Regions from separate parts of the Homo sapiens genome. Here region 1 is linked to region 2. Evidence: chromatin loops called from intact Hi-C (ENCODE). Cell type or tissue: heart right ventricle. All regions are shown on one strand. Links, peaks and the distances in the headings refer to the core of each region. The heading gives the core; the rest is flanking DNA. Region 1 holds the start of SNORD74B (small nucleolar RNA, C/D box 74B). Region 2 overlaps MIR99AHG (mir-99a-let-7c cluster host gene).

Evidence for each region. A loop is a pair of places that touch in the nucleus more often than their neighbours do. Peaks named below come from ENCODE experiments on the same cell type or tissue, not always from the same donor. Only the 100,000 strongest peaks of a DNase experiment are listed, where the experiment ranks them.
Region 1: a loop joins it to region 2, with 3.0 times the contacts of the local background. A loop is called at or near these places in 4 of 110 quality-filtered maps.

What each region holds. Positions count from the first base shown.
Region 1 is chr21:16,277,059-16,285,412 of GRCh38, forward strand. The region is part of intron 4 of MIR99AHG (mir-99a-let-7c cluster host gene); the gene reads left to right. It overlaps SNORD74B (small nucleolar RNA, C/D box 74B), which reads right to left and starts at 7,710; the gene lies at 7,638-7,710. In heart right ventricle, for the core only: no CTCF peak of the experiment used is centred there; a DNase peak (open chromatin) is centred at 3,396; H3K4me3 peaks cover 3,431 bases; H3K27ac peaks cover 5,506 bases.
Region 2 is chr21:16,325,485-16,333,838 of GRCh38, forward strand. The region is part of intron 4 of MIR99AHG (mir-99a-let-7c cluster host gene); the gene reads left to right. Among named protein-coding and RNA genes, the nearest start is that of SNORD74B, 45 kb to the left of the region's middle. In heart right ventricle, for the core only: CTCF peaks have their summits at 5,060 (motif pointing left) and 5,263; no DNase peak of the experiment used is centred there; H3K4me3 peaks cover 564 bases.

The DNA of each region.
Region 1 (8,354 bases), core at 253-8,252, 48 kb before region 2:
CGGAATTTTGAAGGAAAATAACTACATGAGAAATTAACCATTATACTCTCTAGTTTAGGTATGTAATTGATAATTTTGATTAAAGACAGATCTACAAGCTATCCAGCAGGTGGGTGGTAAGGTTAACATTTTATAACAGAAGCAGGGACAAATATTGAAGTACTTACCTACTTCACCTGGCTCTACTGGAAGGGAGAAGATACCAAGCAAAACAAAATTATCCTTAGAATGAAGTTCTGGTTTATTTCAACTTGCTATTGTTGTTATTGCTGGTTTTAACATGTGATAACATTAGTTTGTTTGGGCTGCTATAATTGAATACCATAGATTAGGCAGCTTAAACAATAGAAATTTGTTTTCACACGGTTGTAGAGGTTAGAAGTCATGATCAAGGGCTTTGGTTTCTGGCAAGGGCTCTCTTTCTGGCTTGTAGATGTCCGTCTTCCTATGGCCTCATATGGCTTTTCCTCCATATGTGTGTGCACAGAAAGAAAAAGAGTGAATTCTCTCTTGTCTGTTCTTATAAGGACGCTAATACTGTTGGATCAGAGTCCCATCATTATGACCTCGTTTAACCTTCATTACTTCTTTAGAGGTTCCATCCCTGCGTATAGTCACACTGCGGGTTAGGGCTTCAACATGTAAATTTTAAGAGGATACAAACATTCAGTCCATAACAATATGAAAACCTCAACTTGTCTCTAGGTTTATCAGAGGCTCTCTAAAAGCTTTGTTAAACCTCGTAGCATGGAGTCACATTGCTATCTATATTCTCGTTGTAAATACACACATCCAGATTCAAGTTGTCAATTGCTTCCACCCTTTACCACCTCCAAGCTATTCTTGGGGCCACATTCTCTCGCTTTGGCTCCCAGAGTTTCAGGCAGAAAAGAGAGTGCTATTGGTTGCCACTTCTCAAGCCCTCCAGTAACATCTACATTCAACTTTGCCTCCTCCTCCACCTTGTTATGAATTGCAAGACCCCATGAAAATCAATGGAACACATCCCTTAGAAAAAGAATGGGGAGCCCTACTCTAGAACTTCACTAATATTTTGAAGAGCAAATTCTTCAAGGGAATGGTCAAACCAATAATTTCTGCTTCTCAGAAAATACTTGTCACAATAGAAATTGAGGTTTGATAATACAGATTCTGTCCTAAAATATTATGATTCCTTTGGTGATTAATGAAAGTAAACTATCACATTAACATTTTGATGTGATATAACTCATTAACATATAGTCTTATGAAAAAAATTATTGATTTTTACATAGCCATACTAAATATTAAACTCACTACTATAAAATTAGCTTATTGTTTAATTATTCCACAAAAGAGGAATATATATTTCAGATCATTTTCCATTTTCTAAAATAGCCCTTTTCACATATTTGCATAACTGCAAGTATGTCTTCAGCATCCATTGATTTACTGATTTTATATATTTAAAGGCAAATTTTTTAGGTATATTTGAAGAGCCATTGGACTTTCTATGCTTTCAGAAACAGTAGAATGCATATTAATTATAATAATAATTTATATCAATGCTGAATAATAATATTGAACTTTATATTACAATTATGGTTCCAATATGTATTTCATAAATTTCTAAATCTTAATACCTAAATAGAATGCTATGAGGCACTGGAATGTTTAATACACAACTAAATTTTCTTTCTTTTGAAAATTTGTCAAATTTCTGTGACTCAAATTTGATAGAAGAGAATTCTTTGACCTACTGGTTCCTATGATTCACATACGAAGGGTGATACCTATGGGTATAGAGCAAATGCGTGTTTTATTTATAATAGCAACTTTGTTTTAGATAAATTCAGTGAAATAATAAATGTATATGACTTTTTTATGTGAATGGTTAAGGAATGATTTTATGTTTCTTTTATTTTACCTCTTTAAAAAAGAAATCATGTGTTTGAGAGTTTGTGCATTTCTATCTTCTTAAATATTAACAACATTTCTGGATATATGGTTATAGAGGTTTGCATAATATTTAGTCAAATCAGATTTATTTATATGTACTTTAGAAGTATTCTTTTTAAACAGTATTCAACTTTCTCTGACATATGCAGCTGCAGCAAAAAACGTTTACTGAAAGATACCTTGGAATCATTTGTGTACAGAGTTTAAAAGTTAATGTTGTCTTATTTACCAAAATAAAATAAGAAAATAAAGATTTGATAGGGCCAGAATGTTAATTAGACTAGAAAATGCAACTTTTTATTCTGTAAATAGATCAGAGTGTGTTAAAGCAATCTGAAAATCTGAAGCATAAATGTAGAAAAAATTTTAAACTTCTTTACTCTTTGTTAACTCATCAAGTTGAAATGAAAGTTAAGTGCATTTAAAGGCATTTTCAGTAGAAAACAGCTTTTCTTTGGGAGCTGCTGGGCAAACATCCTTTTTTTAATGAAATAGATATTGTATATATGATAAAGGTAAATAAATACAGATAAAGCACTTAGATGAAAAAAATAGACTGCAAACACTGTTATACATTCACTTGTAGGTTCTTAAGTCATTTTTTTTGTTCTTTTGTTCTGTAATTGATTGCTAGCACCCCCTTTAACCCACCTTAAAGGGCAAGCAGGAAATTCATGTTTTCGTTCATCAGCCCATCCCTCTGAAAAGCGTTCGATATTAAAACAGTTTTCAAGGAGCAAAAGCAGAGGAAAGAAGAGGCCCAGCTAGACTGTAGCAAGGTTAGAAGATACACGCAAGATTGCCTGCCACACACATCGGGTCTTGTTCCTGTCCAGTATTTGCATGGAGATATCAAGTTAATTAGGGTAGGACTCTGTTCTTCGCTTTCTATGTGACCTTTTATTATATCTGTGGCTCTCTAGTTCATATGGTGTCATAAAGCTATGGGAAAGTCTTTCTAGTGTTTGACACAAACTGCAAAAGAAATAAGCATTGATATTTCCCTTTGCCTGAAGGTTTTTACAGCAGCAAAATACTGCAGAGGCAAAGTTGATATTGTGGTAGATTTGCTGTGGGTGTAAGAATGTTTCTTTTGTCTTTCGGCTCCCCGCTTCCCCCGATGATGATCAGGTGCGACCTAGAGAGTTGTGGAGAGGAATGGGGTATTGGTTGGGGAGGGGGTGCGGGTTAGTTCAGGAGGAGGTTACATGGCGGAATTCCCACGAATGCTGGCGAAGGATGAAAAAGATGAAGAAATCTTGTTTTTCTGAACGAGAGGATTCTCTGCATGACTTCCCCACTGTTGGGGTGATGAGCTTTCAGGCTGAGATTTTATTAACAATTCATATGGAGATTGAGGGCAGTGGAGGAGCAGATTCTCACATAAACTTGATCTGTCCATGAATGCAGTTCTCTGTTTGCCCTGACCCTGCATGGCTTAAGACACTGCCTGTGAGGCCAGTGTGCCAGACACAAAGAAAGAAATGAAAAGCAAGCACATTCCAGGAGTCTGCACAAAGGAGCCCGGCCGTTTCTAGTCGTCTCCCCAGAGAGGATCTTATCTCTGCACAGCCAAAAACCTCTAAAATGTTTATTTGTGTACTTAAAGTTTTAAAATCCATGTGGCTGTTCATTAAGCAACAGTCAATAGAGAGGTTTTGTGAGGTTTTAAAATGTTGTTTTCTGAACTTGTTGAAACTGGAAAAATATTTGCAAGGGTACATTTTCTGAAGTTTAGCTTTAGAAGTCACTGGCCTTGAGTTGTTTTTACTTTGTCAATTGGTAGGTAGCCTGCAAAATGAGTCCTTTCCAGCTTTGGGAGAGGCCAGAACAACATCTTAAATCTTGATTTGACTTCGTAATACATCCTGACACTGCAAGCTCTGAAACTTGTGGCAGAGAGTTAATGCATGAGACAAAACTGACCTGGGATCACAAGTGGACATCCTCACGCTCATGATCACAGACCACAGTGTTACATTAGAAAAACTATGGGAGAAGCAAGTGCAGAGAAAAGTTTGAGTGAGAAGAAAGAGTGAGAGAAACTAGGAACTTTTATTATAATGTTTTTACAATTATTGGCAGTTCACTATCTCTAGAAGCATTATAACAGGATAATGACAAGCTCTCACAAGACATTTCTCTGTAACTTAATATAATAGGTTTTATTGTTTGACAAATGCATTGTCTGAAAGTATGACATCTTTAGGTTCAGGGGATAAAAACTCGATATACATAATTCTGCTGCTCAAATACATGTTTCCACAGATACTTAAAATTCAGAAAATCCAGATACACAGGCTTTTTAATTTTGCATATGTGTTTAGCTGTTCAAATTACTTCAAACTTTTATGGTTCATTAATTAAATAACCAGTAGAGGAATGCAGACAAATGCCATTAATTATGATAGGTTTTGTTCCTTTCATTTTATAGTGGTTTTATTTCCATGAAATTAACTGTTGTACTTAGGCTAATTGTCAGTAATTGGTGACAAAATCACTTCATTGTTTTTCTATAGCATGATACTAATGAGGATATTTGCAATATTGGCCCAACCATGTGTGTATTTTACCTTCTGTGTTTAGTCAGTGGTAGATAATATCAAATGCAACTTTTTAAGAGAACCATGAGATAAAACATTTCTATTAATAATTAAACAAGTCTTTTAAACAGCCTGTCATAAATTAATTTTAAAACATCGAGATTGAAGGAAGCTTTTATTTTAGGTTTAGTTGGTTTCATGAAATATCAACTAATTTTCCTGATTTGAATTGAATTGTTTTGGAATCATCTATGCAATATCGCAATTACAAATCTCAACTGCTTAGCCACATGTATTTTTATTATTCTATTTGTGTAGGCAATGCTAAAATTAGCATTGCTAAACATGCTTTTGTGAGGTATCACAGAGCTGAGTGGGATTGCCTTTCTTTTCACACCTGATGGTTAAATTCTCATAATATATAGCAATATTACTTATTCTTGTTTTCTAACAGTATTTTCCTGTTTCATTTTGCCACATGAAAATGTTTTTCAAAACATTGTATTTCAAATGAATATATATGAAACAGTTGAGATCATGAAAGCTTGGTTTTATGTATTTTTTTCAACATTAAAAAAATATACTTCCATGTAAGTAATGGGTTATAAAGAGAAAAAGCAGTGGGAGAGTATTCCATTTTGTGAAGTGAGATTTAATGCCAATGGCAGAAAATATTGCAACACTACTTATCCCATTAAAACAATCACAGCCAATACTGCTTTGCTCACTTCGTTCCTTAAAAGAATTCTTCTCAATAGATTCCCCTATGATTTTTATGAATTCGTAAGTTACAAAAGTTTTCTAGTACTTTGAAGTACAGTCTTTTTGCTTCTTTTTCTTATTCTAAGATGCTTTTACCAATCAAGTGCCATTTTACAGTTTATAGCCCACTCTGTTTGTTTTAAATGCAACCATAATGTATACCTTAGAGCTGAGTGTCTCCCAATCATCCTGAAAAAAGTTTTTACAAAGCAATTAGAAAAATAATTGCCTATTAAAAGGTGAAGATTGGTTTGAGTAGGGAGAGCAGAAACTGAACTCTGAAATTGAAAGCATTCATTGTTAGAGGAAACATATGCACCAAATCCAAAATTAAAGAAAACTCACAAAATACGTATCTTGGCAAGGGGAATTGTTTGAATTTTCTAAAGCTGTCAGTCCATTTTCTCTACTTTTTTTCCGGTAAAGAAAAACTTCAAATGGAAAGCTTCACCTTTTGTACAAAGTTGAAATGTTTTATTATTGCAGAATTGTTCTACACTGTACAAAACCAGAACAATTCAATAGCTTCCGGGGGGCCAGGGGATGGGGAAACAAATGAGAATCTTTCCATCATTCTAGAATACCCATAGCAGAGCAAAAATAAGTATAAAAATCTATGGTCATTTCCTTGAAAAAAAGAATCTTTTGATTACAGCAGTTATTTGAATACCCATTCAGGCTCTTTTGTGACATGTAATAAGTGCTCTTCTCCCAAATGAAAAATACTCTTAGGGAACAAAAATCAAACATAAACTACGTTCAGATGCTGCATTTCAATAGGTGACCCCATAGGATTAAGCAAAGGTTATTTTTCTTTTTTGCATGTGCTCTAAAAAATAAATTCCCCAGAGTTAAATTTTGTTTGTTTGTTTTTCATCTTACTGGTGTATTTCCAATATGTTTTCTTGCTTTTTGTCAGTTTCAAATATATAGAATGTGAAAAATAAACAAGGCGGGAACTGACTTCAAGTTTTAAGAGTGATAAAGTATTGTGAAAGTTACTTAGAGAAGATGATTTTTCTCTGATTTATCCTGCCATATTATAGACTCTGGAGAATACAATAATATGGAGGTTTTTTTCTCTTTCTTGAGTATTCTAACTGTTCAAGGAAAATACTAGAAAGAAGTAGGACTCTGGTAATACTATGAGCCATATCCATGGGCATCTAAATCCTGTAGAAAAAAATAATAAATACAGTTTGCTTCTCACTTAATCATACTTGACAACCATATAGACACTGCTGGGGCCATCATGAGTAGCAGGCGGTATGTTTGACTGTTTTGGCCCCAGAAGTCTTTATAATTGTAATCAGTTTCTTCATCAGTCCATGCTGTGCCAATACCCCTAACTAGCCATAGTGTCATTTTAAAAATTAAAAATAACCCACATTCAATAACATCAACAACAACAACCACCCCTCAGCATAAACTATGTTCTCTGTGTGAACTCACAGTACGGAGCAGTTGCATCCAACCCCTGGGCTCTGATTTACTTGGCACACTTGGGGTTAATCAAATTCCCCCACTGTGAGGTGCACACACATTTAGAGGACTATAACACACTCTAATGCTACCTAACTCTGCTGTCATTTTTAATATTTTCATGAGTTTTTTTTAAGTGATGTGCATAGCAGAAATAGCCTGACTTTTTCTTACTGCTAAATAGAGTGCCCACCAACTAAAGCAAACAACAATAAATTAAATAAAAAATGATCAGATGTAGAACATATTTATTCCAAGATAGTTTTAGTTTCTGTTGCCCAAATAAGTTTCACATTCTATGAAACTTGCCTTTTCCCAGGGGTTAAGCTCCTGCAGCACTTGAGATAGTGAGCAATGGCTTCATTAAAAAACATAAAGCATAACAAAACGATGTGGTAAACCTTGGGGTGCTTTTGTTTTTACTTATTTTAGAATGTACTAACAATTTTGTATGCCTCACAATAGAGGCATCCATGTATAAAGACTTGTAACTACTCTTATTATATTCACATTTTCTGGGGCCTTAATTTCATGGTGAACAATATCAATCTGTAACTGGGGCAAATTTACATGACATCACATACAAGGCCCAGCAGGTCAAAGGTGGATGAAACAGGTTCACTGCTGCATGCCATGTGTCTTACCTGGACAGGCAGCCATCAGCTCCTGCTTCAGGTGACCACTGTCTGCAGGTAAAACCAAACTCTGTACATTTTGCTCTTAGTGCCTTATGACCAGTTGTTTTCACTCATAAATAATGTTTGAATTGTAAGCTCTTTTGCTCTGGAATCCAGAAGCAACCAGTCACTAATGATCATTTTGCAAACTACCTAGTCATCTACCAGCTAAGAAAATAATGGCCTCTCACTCTCTTTTGTGTGTGTGTGTGTGTGTGTGTGTGTGTGTGTGTGTGTGTGTGTGTTAGAGCTGTTAGCATTCATCAACAACCTTAGTTGTCCCTACCAACATAGGCTTCATCAGAAACTTTTCTTTTTTTTTTTTTAGTAGCAAAGATAGGCTACTTAAGATTTTATCTCCAAGTATGAACATAGAAAATATAAAATATTCAAGCTCTAAATCATACTTTGGATATACCTTCTAATTCTCACTTTGAACTACCTGTGATAAGACGTGACATTTATGTTTTGTCATATTATTCAACATATAATTTAAAAATAATTTAAAATCACATCTAAAATTTTAAAAGAACTTAGGCACTAATATGTTTTGTAGTCTTACATTATTATTTAAAATAATAAAAGAGTAAAATTTTATAGAGTATATTTGTAGGTACATATTTTTCCTTGAAGGGTTACATGCAATGGAAAGAAGATAGATTAAGAAAGAACAGTCACCTATATGTAATTAAATTTCAAAATGATATAGAAAAAATTTACTGGAATGAAGAAAAAAATCTGCCTTTTAGACAACTACATGGAAGGTTTATTTTTATTTTGTAATACGGACTTTTGTTCCCGGATAACTTGTAACAAGCTCAAGATGTGGAGTATTAAATGAATTATTACAACATATAGCCTAGAAGTAGGACCGCATTGTAAACCATCAAAGGTATAACACACTAAAACAGGCCATGTGATTGTGGTTAACGCACTCATAGCGAGTGCAAGC
Region 2 (8,354 bases), core at 160-8,159:
AAATAAGTTAAGCCATGGATTAATCCAAGTGAATACAGTTCAAGGAAAATAAACATGATACAATCATATGTAAGAGTAAATAATATTCCTCAATGAAAACATTATAACAATTTTGTTTAGAATGCCATAGGCCATCAGAAAGCTGTATATATATATATGTATTATATATTGTATACACTCATCTATTACATATTTAACATGTATTACATACATATTAATGTTTATTATATATTCATATTTCACGTAGTATACTGATATAGTATACCTACCATACTGTTAGGTGCATCTGACTTTTTCCATCTTAAATTTTGCATGCACAAAGTATATTTCTTGTACAAAATTTAAATCCTAACAATAATATAGCAAAGGTAGATCATGCTTTTGAGAAGCTTTTTAAATTAACAAGTGTTTAAAAGTCTTTGTATATATGTCTGTTACATGTGTGTGCTATGTGTGTGTGTGTGTGTGTGTGTGTGTGTGTGTGTGTGTGTTTAGCATTGAGCCTAAGTTCCAAGCAACCAGTGTGGGTCAGGCAGATTTAGTTCAGCTGGAACGTAAGGAGAAAATTGACAAGAATGATTCAATTCAATCTATCAACATTGATTAAATGCTTACTATACACTAGGTACTCTTCTAAACGTTCAGGTCATAGTAGTGATCACAAAAAGTCCCAAGCAAACATGGTTCTTATATTCTACAGGTGGTGCTGGGGGCACATAGAGAGGAGGAAGACATTAAGCCAAAAACCAAACAAATAAAAAGCATCATACTGTTTTTGACAGTGTCAAATAGTGTGAAGAAAAATAAAGTTGGTTGGGTGTCTATGGGGAGTGTTTCTTCTATTTTTGGTTGCAGATGATTTTTTGCAGTTGGTAGCATCTGAGAAGAGACCTGCAAGAAGTGAAGAAGTATGCTACCAGGCATAGCCCGGGAAAGGGCAGCCCGAGGCAGGGAAAAGAGCCAGTGAGGTTTTCAAGGAGAGCAGAGTGTGGCATATTTGAGTTATACCAAAGACAATAAAATGGTGAAATAAGGCCATGAAAGGCCTTGTTGGCCATATCAACAATATTGGATTGTTTTTCCTAAGTCAGTTGGGAAGCCCTTGGAGGCGTTTGATCAGTGACGTCTCAGTTCATATCATAGATAAGTGAATATGCATATTTTAAGAGTTCACTCTGCGGCCGGGCGTGATGGCTCACGCCTGTTATCCCAGTACTTTGCGAGGCCAGGTGGGCAGATCACGAGGTCAAGAGATTGAGACCATCCTGGCCAACATGGCAAAACCCCATCTCTACTAAAAATACAAAAATTAGCCAGGCGTGGTGACCCACGCCTGTTATCTCAGTTACTCGGGAGACTGAGGCAGGAGAATCGCTTAAACCTGGGAGGCGGACTTTGCAGTGAGCCGAGATCACACCACTGCACTCCCGCCTGGTGACAGAGTGAGACTGTGTCACAAAAAAAAAAAAAAAGAGAGAGAGTTCTCTCTGCTACATAAAAACTAGCCTGAGAGGAAACTGGGAAATTGGTTCAACGCTTATGGCAGTACTTTGGAAGAGTGAACTTGTAGACACTAGGTGCTTCAAAACAGAATGATATTAATAACATAATATTTGATTTATAATTTATCTACTTCTCACAACAGAATAGAATAATATGTGTAGAGCTTTAAAGCAATACTAGCATACAGTAAGTTCCATGGAAATTCTAACTATTAACTTTATCCTCTGTATCATCATAATCACCATCATCATTATCCAAATCCTTAATAGATGCTCTTGGGAAAAAGGTCATTTTAAATGATATTACAAATATGACCCTCTTTTCCTCACTAAAGTCAAGCATAAGTTAAAGGATTTGAGGATGTGCCCTATTACAGAGTTGTTTAAGAATTTTACGTGTAACATCCAATGTTTTTTTCATCCTTAAGTTGTTGCATGAGTTATAATTAAACCTAATTTAAAAAAACAGCTAAACTAAATTGGCATTGTTTCTATTTACATTTTAAAAATTAAATCCTAATCAAACTTTTCCTCTTCATTTATATGAAAATTTTGTCTCCAAATGTGTACATTTATTTTCAGCTGACTTTTCCCAGCCTGTTCCTCTTAGATAGAAATGTCTTCTCTGTACTATTGTTTTTATATGATTTTTTTCAATGCTCAACCCTACTTGATATACATACATATACACAACCATGTACAACATTCACTGTACTCTTTGAAATTCATGGCTTAGCACATGAAAAGTAGCATATTAAACTTTAAAATAATACAAATATATTTGGTTATCCTTGAAAAATATAAACATTCGCAAAAAATATCACCAGCCGCACATACATATATTCATATAAAATAATGTATATTAATAAAAAACTTATATAGGCAATGATACAATCATTAAGTGTTAGCTTGGAAGTAGATGGTATCAGAAAATTAGAAAATAGTTCTTGTGTAAGTTATTCTTCTACTAATTGGTTCTTAGTTTCCTGAGGACTGCTTTCTTAAAAACAGATTTACATGGTATGCAGATCAGTTTTGTGTAGTGTTTTTGTTTTGTGGTTACTATTATTTTGTTTGTTTTATGTGTGTATTTTTTAAAGTCTGACAGAGTGATAAATGGTGCTAGTTTTAACTTGAGCTTCAAATACTGATTGATATTTTTTAAACATACACCTTTGATACAATAACAAAACAAATAAAAACAGAGCGTTAAGTCAAATGGAGAAACTAGCACAGATAAAATGTTCTAGTTTTCTGATCTATGCCTGGCAAATAAATGTATGTACTTAGGGAAATTTGGTGTGTTTTCCTATGTGATACATAAACTGGATAATTTTAATATATTCCCCATTTTGGACATTATATTAGAGTGAGAAAAACAGAAAATATATTTAAAATCATAAAAAGTATTAGTAAAGTTCTGAAATTAAAATAACTCCATGAGTATTTTTTTAAGAAAATATTTTCAATTTAGTGATAAATGAGTTTGTATATATACGGCCAAATCCAAAATAGTCTAAAGCTAAGATTGAGGCCTGTCTCAGCTAAATTACATAAAATCAAATGATAAAAGTTGACACTTAACTCATCTTGGACTTTGGATGTAAAACATATGTTGCTGATGTTAGTTTGACATGTGTCAAACACCTTCAAAATGTATGTATGAATATTTATATTCTTCATACATACCTGTTTATGGGATAATATTGAAATTAAATAACATTCTTAGAAAATTAATGTGACAATATCCAAACAGAATTGAGATCTCAGACACAAAACATCTGAGTTTAGGCCTATTTGCCATTGACCTATTACTAAAGTGCTTCTGAAAAATGTCCTCACAGAAGGTTGTTTGGCCTTTCATCCTGCTCCAAAGTGGGTGAGCATAGCTCAGCTGATGTCTACAAACTGTCAGATTCTATGAGCAGAGATCGTGTTTTTCCTTCTAACAGTATAAGTTGCCGTTGTTTAATCTTTTGATGTGGCTCTGGAAGAGAATATGGTCATTGGTACTCACTCTAGGGAAGAAAAAGAGCAGTTGGGGGTGGAGGGAGGAGGATGCAGATTGAAAGACGTAAAATAGTGGCAAAAGACAGTGTTCCTTCTCCAGAGGTGAAGACCTGAGTCCCAGCTGGGAGACATGTATCAGTTTCTGTGCCTGGGAACTTCACATCTTTGGCACCTATCTTGTGCTCAGTGTAAGTCCAGCATTAAGATATATGTATTTTTCCTACTGCATAGCATCTAAATGGAAACCAGTCATATCATTAACTGGTTAATTAACAGATAACAAAGAAGCCAAATTAAAAAACAAAAATAAAAATTCTGCCTTTATTAGACTAATTGAGAGGCCCCAGGTTTTCACCATGCATGGTTGCTTTAGAACCTAACTCCCCAGGAAGATGTGGCTCCATTCTGCTAGGAAGCAGTCTAGAGCAGCACTATGCAAAGTGGGGTCCATGGGCCAGGCCCTTCTGAGAACAGTTTGATACCCATTAGAAAACATGGAAGTACAAAAATAGAGAGTAAGCCTTTAGAAAATTTCATAGAAAATCAACCCAACATTTGTCTGTTGATTCAAGTAATAAAATATGAATGTTTTAATGTCAGTTTTTACATTTAGTTTCTCTAGTTATCCACTTTTACTGTAAATTGGAAAACATTACTTCATGATTTAGGAAAAAAATAGTCTGGCTTAGACCACAGTTAGTTTGAGAAGCACTGGGGTAGCACTTTTAGAGTTTCAACACAGATCAATATAAGACAAGTGTGATCAATGGCAAAAGTATTTTCAATCCCTTGAAACATCAAGGCAACAATGAGGTTGCATAATTATATCCCTAAAGAAATTTACATCTTTATTAATAAGCTTTGTCCTCTCTCTTTTCTTAAGTATTCATGTAAAAACATTCTGAATGCAAAAAATCATATTTAAACACTAAATAGAATGTCAGTAGAATTGCATTTGTATGTGTTAAAATCCTATTGTCATTTTACTATAAACTTCTTCTCTCCTTGCTGTTATTGCCTAACTTCTACAGGGCATTTGTATGTGGCCTTCTTAAAACATTTACTGGAAAGAAACTTAATAAAAATAAATTTATCAATCCAAGATGTGATTTCTCATGAGAATCTTGAATATCTGCATTTAGAAATTATATATATGGTCATTTATAGAAAAAAGGAAAGATCTCCTTAAAAACTGGAATAAGAAAATGATTTATATAGTCATGCTAACAAAATATCTTATTTTAGCAACCACCTGTCTATCACTCTTACCAGTGAAAATTATTCATAAAATAGCTGCTCCTTATAACTAGGGGTAAGAGATATGCAAACAAGACTGCTTTTAATCTTGAAAAGCATGCAAAACAAAATTTAAACATAGACATCAAAAGAGAAAAACTGTTCTCCAATTTGTCACCAAGTCATTGCTCCCTATATTAAGTCCAGCAATTCACGAAACCCTCACTCATTGTTTGCAGTGCCCTGTAGCAAGCTGGAAGTGTCTTTATATGTATTATTAAATTGCCGTTACTGCCATCTAGTGGGAAGAAATACTCCCTGTCACTATGTCAGGGATTGTACATAAAGCCCTAAAGTTCTAAGTGTAAAGGGAAAGCCACAGTTTGTGTGAATCGCAGAGAGCAAAATGGCAAACTGAAGACACAATCTCATGACAATAGAGACATAATAGACATCTATTCACCGAATAAGTTAAAGAGGTATGTAGGACGAAAAGAAAGGGTGTGGGGAATGCATGCATTCACGAGAATTCATTTTGTGTACACCCAAAATTACATCTAAAGTATTATTTCTTATTGAACACAGGTTACCTGAACCAGGACATTTTATTACATGTAGACTTATTTTGTCTTTACCTTTTGAATGTAGATGGATTGTTTTGCATGTGCTTATTAAGTCTTAAAAATGAAGACAGCTTAGATCTGTTCTTAAAAGGTAAGGTTCATACGAAACACTGTAACGAGGGAATCTTGTTACAATGCAGATTCAGACTCCCCGGGGGTCTGCATTTCTAGCAGCTCTTAGGTGATACCATGCTCCTGTTTATAGTCAGATCATACTTTAGGCAGTTACAGGCTTCGAGTGGGTTACCAAAGGGAAGGAGTCCAGAAATGAAGCAAACTCCCCCACAGAGTATATTTCACCGCTTGTTATCTTGTTGTTATAATGTAATAGACTAGTTCATTCAATGGCCTATACAGTCAAATTGCCAAATTCATTTCTTGAGTTTGTTACTTAACTATGTAGGTAAACTTGGACAAGATATTTCACATCTCTATGACTTAGTTTCATCATCTGTAAAATAAAATAAATCATAACTAAATATATCTAAATAGACATACATAAATAACTATCTCATGGTTCTTATGGGAAATAAATGAGCTAAAATCTCAGGATGAGCCATATGAAATTGTCCTCTTTATAGATGAAAAATAAACATCCACAATTTTATATAGTTAAAACTAAGTATGTAAATTATTTAGTATAATATGTAGCACCTAGTGAACAATAAATGTTAGTATCAGCAACAATTGTCACTGGGTAAATTCATAGACACATGAATGTACTAACACCCTAAAAAGTTTCTTTCAATGAAGAAAATTTTGACATCAAATACACATTATGCAGTAGCACATATAAACCACGAGGACATAAAAAAAAAACAAAGACTCTGGATAAAATTAATAATATGATAAACCTGTTCTGGGGAAAATAGGCCATGAAAGTATCTATTGTTTTCTAAATTATTAGAGCAAGCATACTTCATGTTTTTGAATTCTTTGTCGTTCTTACGCTGTAAACATTTTTACATGATTTCAAGCTATGTTACATTCCTTAGTTGTATGGTGAATCATAAAATGTGTGATAAATTATTTATATTTATAAAGTTTTGCCTCAAATAATAGCATTTAGCACTGTGCTTTGATGAAGGGACATTCATTTGTATGAAAAGCAGTTCTGCTTCTTTTGAGTACATTTAGTCACTTTGCTTAAATGAATAGATATTTCCTAATTTTGACCCTCAGGTTTTAAACTTTGCTTGAAGTGTACTGATTTTTGCTCTTGTGAAGTATTGTTGGTGAACTACAGAGAAGCATGTAACATACTATAAAACTATAAACTTTAAAATTATGAGTTAGAATCTGGTTGGTATTAACTTAAATTGATGTTAATGGTTACATATACAGGCTATCAACTGAGATATATTGTAATTCTTTCTAAGGAGTCCTTCTTTTTCTAAAATTTGAAATCTTTTCAACCTTTTGATGTATATAAAATATTTGTTATAAACCTGTTTTATAATGAAAGTAATTTTTATTACCACGTAGTTTAGAGACTAAACTTGTAAGTTTCAAGGTTAGTGGAAGAAAGAATTTAAGCCACTATAATCTATTCCACATGGGCAACAAAGTACATTTAAGGAATAAAACTATTAGACTATATTTATTGAATGATGAAACTCAAGCTGGTGTTATATAAAGTGATGAAGGAATTACTGAATTCTCTTTTTTTCGTTTTTTGAGATGGAGTCTCGCTCTGTGGCCCAGGCTGGAGTGCAGTGGCACTATCTTGGCTCACTGCAACCCCTGCCTCCTGGGTTCAAGTGATTCTCCTGCCTCAGCCTCCCGTGTAGCTGGTATTACAGGTGCCCACCACCATGCCTGGCTAATTTTTGTTAAATTCTCTTTTCCAAAGATGCGATACTATTATTCTGTTGCAGCAACAAAAACTGGGTATACACACAAAATAATTGAAAACATGATATTTATACATCTAGGCTCATGTCAGCATTATTCACAACAGGCAAAAGATGGAAGCAATCCAGATGTTCATTGGAAAAATAAAATATGGTGTGTACAGACACTGGAATGTTATTCAGCTGTAAAAAGGCATGATATTCTGATACATGCTATGGCATCAAAGATCATTGAGAACATTATGCTAAGTAATATAAGTCAGACACGGGAAAACACATGTTTTGTGATTTTAATTATATAAGGAATCTAGGATAATTAAATACATAAAAGCACAAAGTAGATCAGTGGCTACCAGGAACTGAGAAGAGGAGGAAATGAGGAGTTAATATTTAATAGGTACAGAGTCTCAGTGTGAGATGATGAAAAAGTTCTATAGTTGGACTGGTGATGGCTGCGCTTTACACTTAAAATGACTAAAATGATACATTCTATACTGTTTTGTATATTCATTTCAGTACAATAAGAATAATTTATAAAAGACGCTAATGAGCTCCTAGTCATCATATGACACAAAGGTGTCTTTTAGGAACCATGAAATTAATTTAAAAAAAAAGTCTACTCTCATACCTACACAGCTATTTTCCGTCTGTTATGGTAAGAAACAGAAGTTAAGGTTGTTAACAAAAATAATTTGGAAAGCAAGACAGGAGATCAACTGTTTGCATCACTTTAGGCGAAGTTAATTGACACTCAATGTCTGTCTTTGTCTTTTCAGGCTGCTAAAACAAAACATCGTAAATTGTCTGGTGAGGGCCTACATTCTGGTTCATAGATGGCATCTTTTCACTGTGTTCTCACATTGGTGGAAAGGAAGAACTCTGGTTTCTTCACTTCCTTATAAGGGCACCAATCTTATTCACGAGGGCTTCACCCTCGAAATAATCACGTCCTCAAAACCCCCACCTTCTAATATTCTAATACCATCACGTGAGGGCTTAGGTTTCAACATAAGAATTCGGTGGTGGTGGGGTTGGGGGGAGAGGGAAACAAACATTCAGACCATATCAATGCTTTATTTTTCTCTTTTTAAATCTGGCCATTGTGAGAATTACAGGAGAATTAAAGGCAT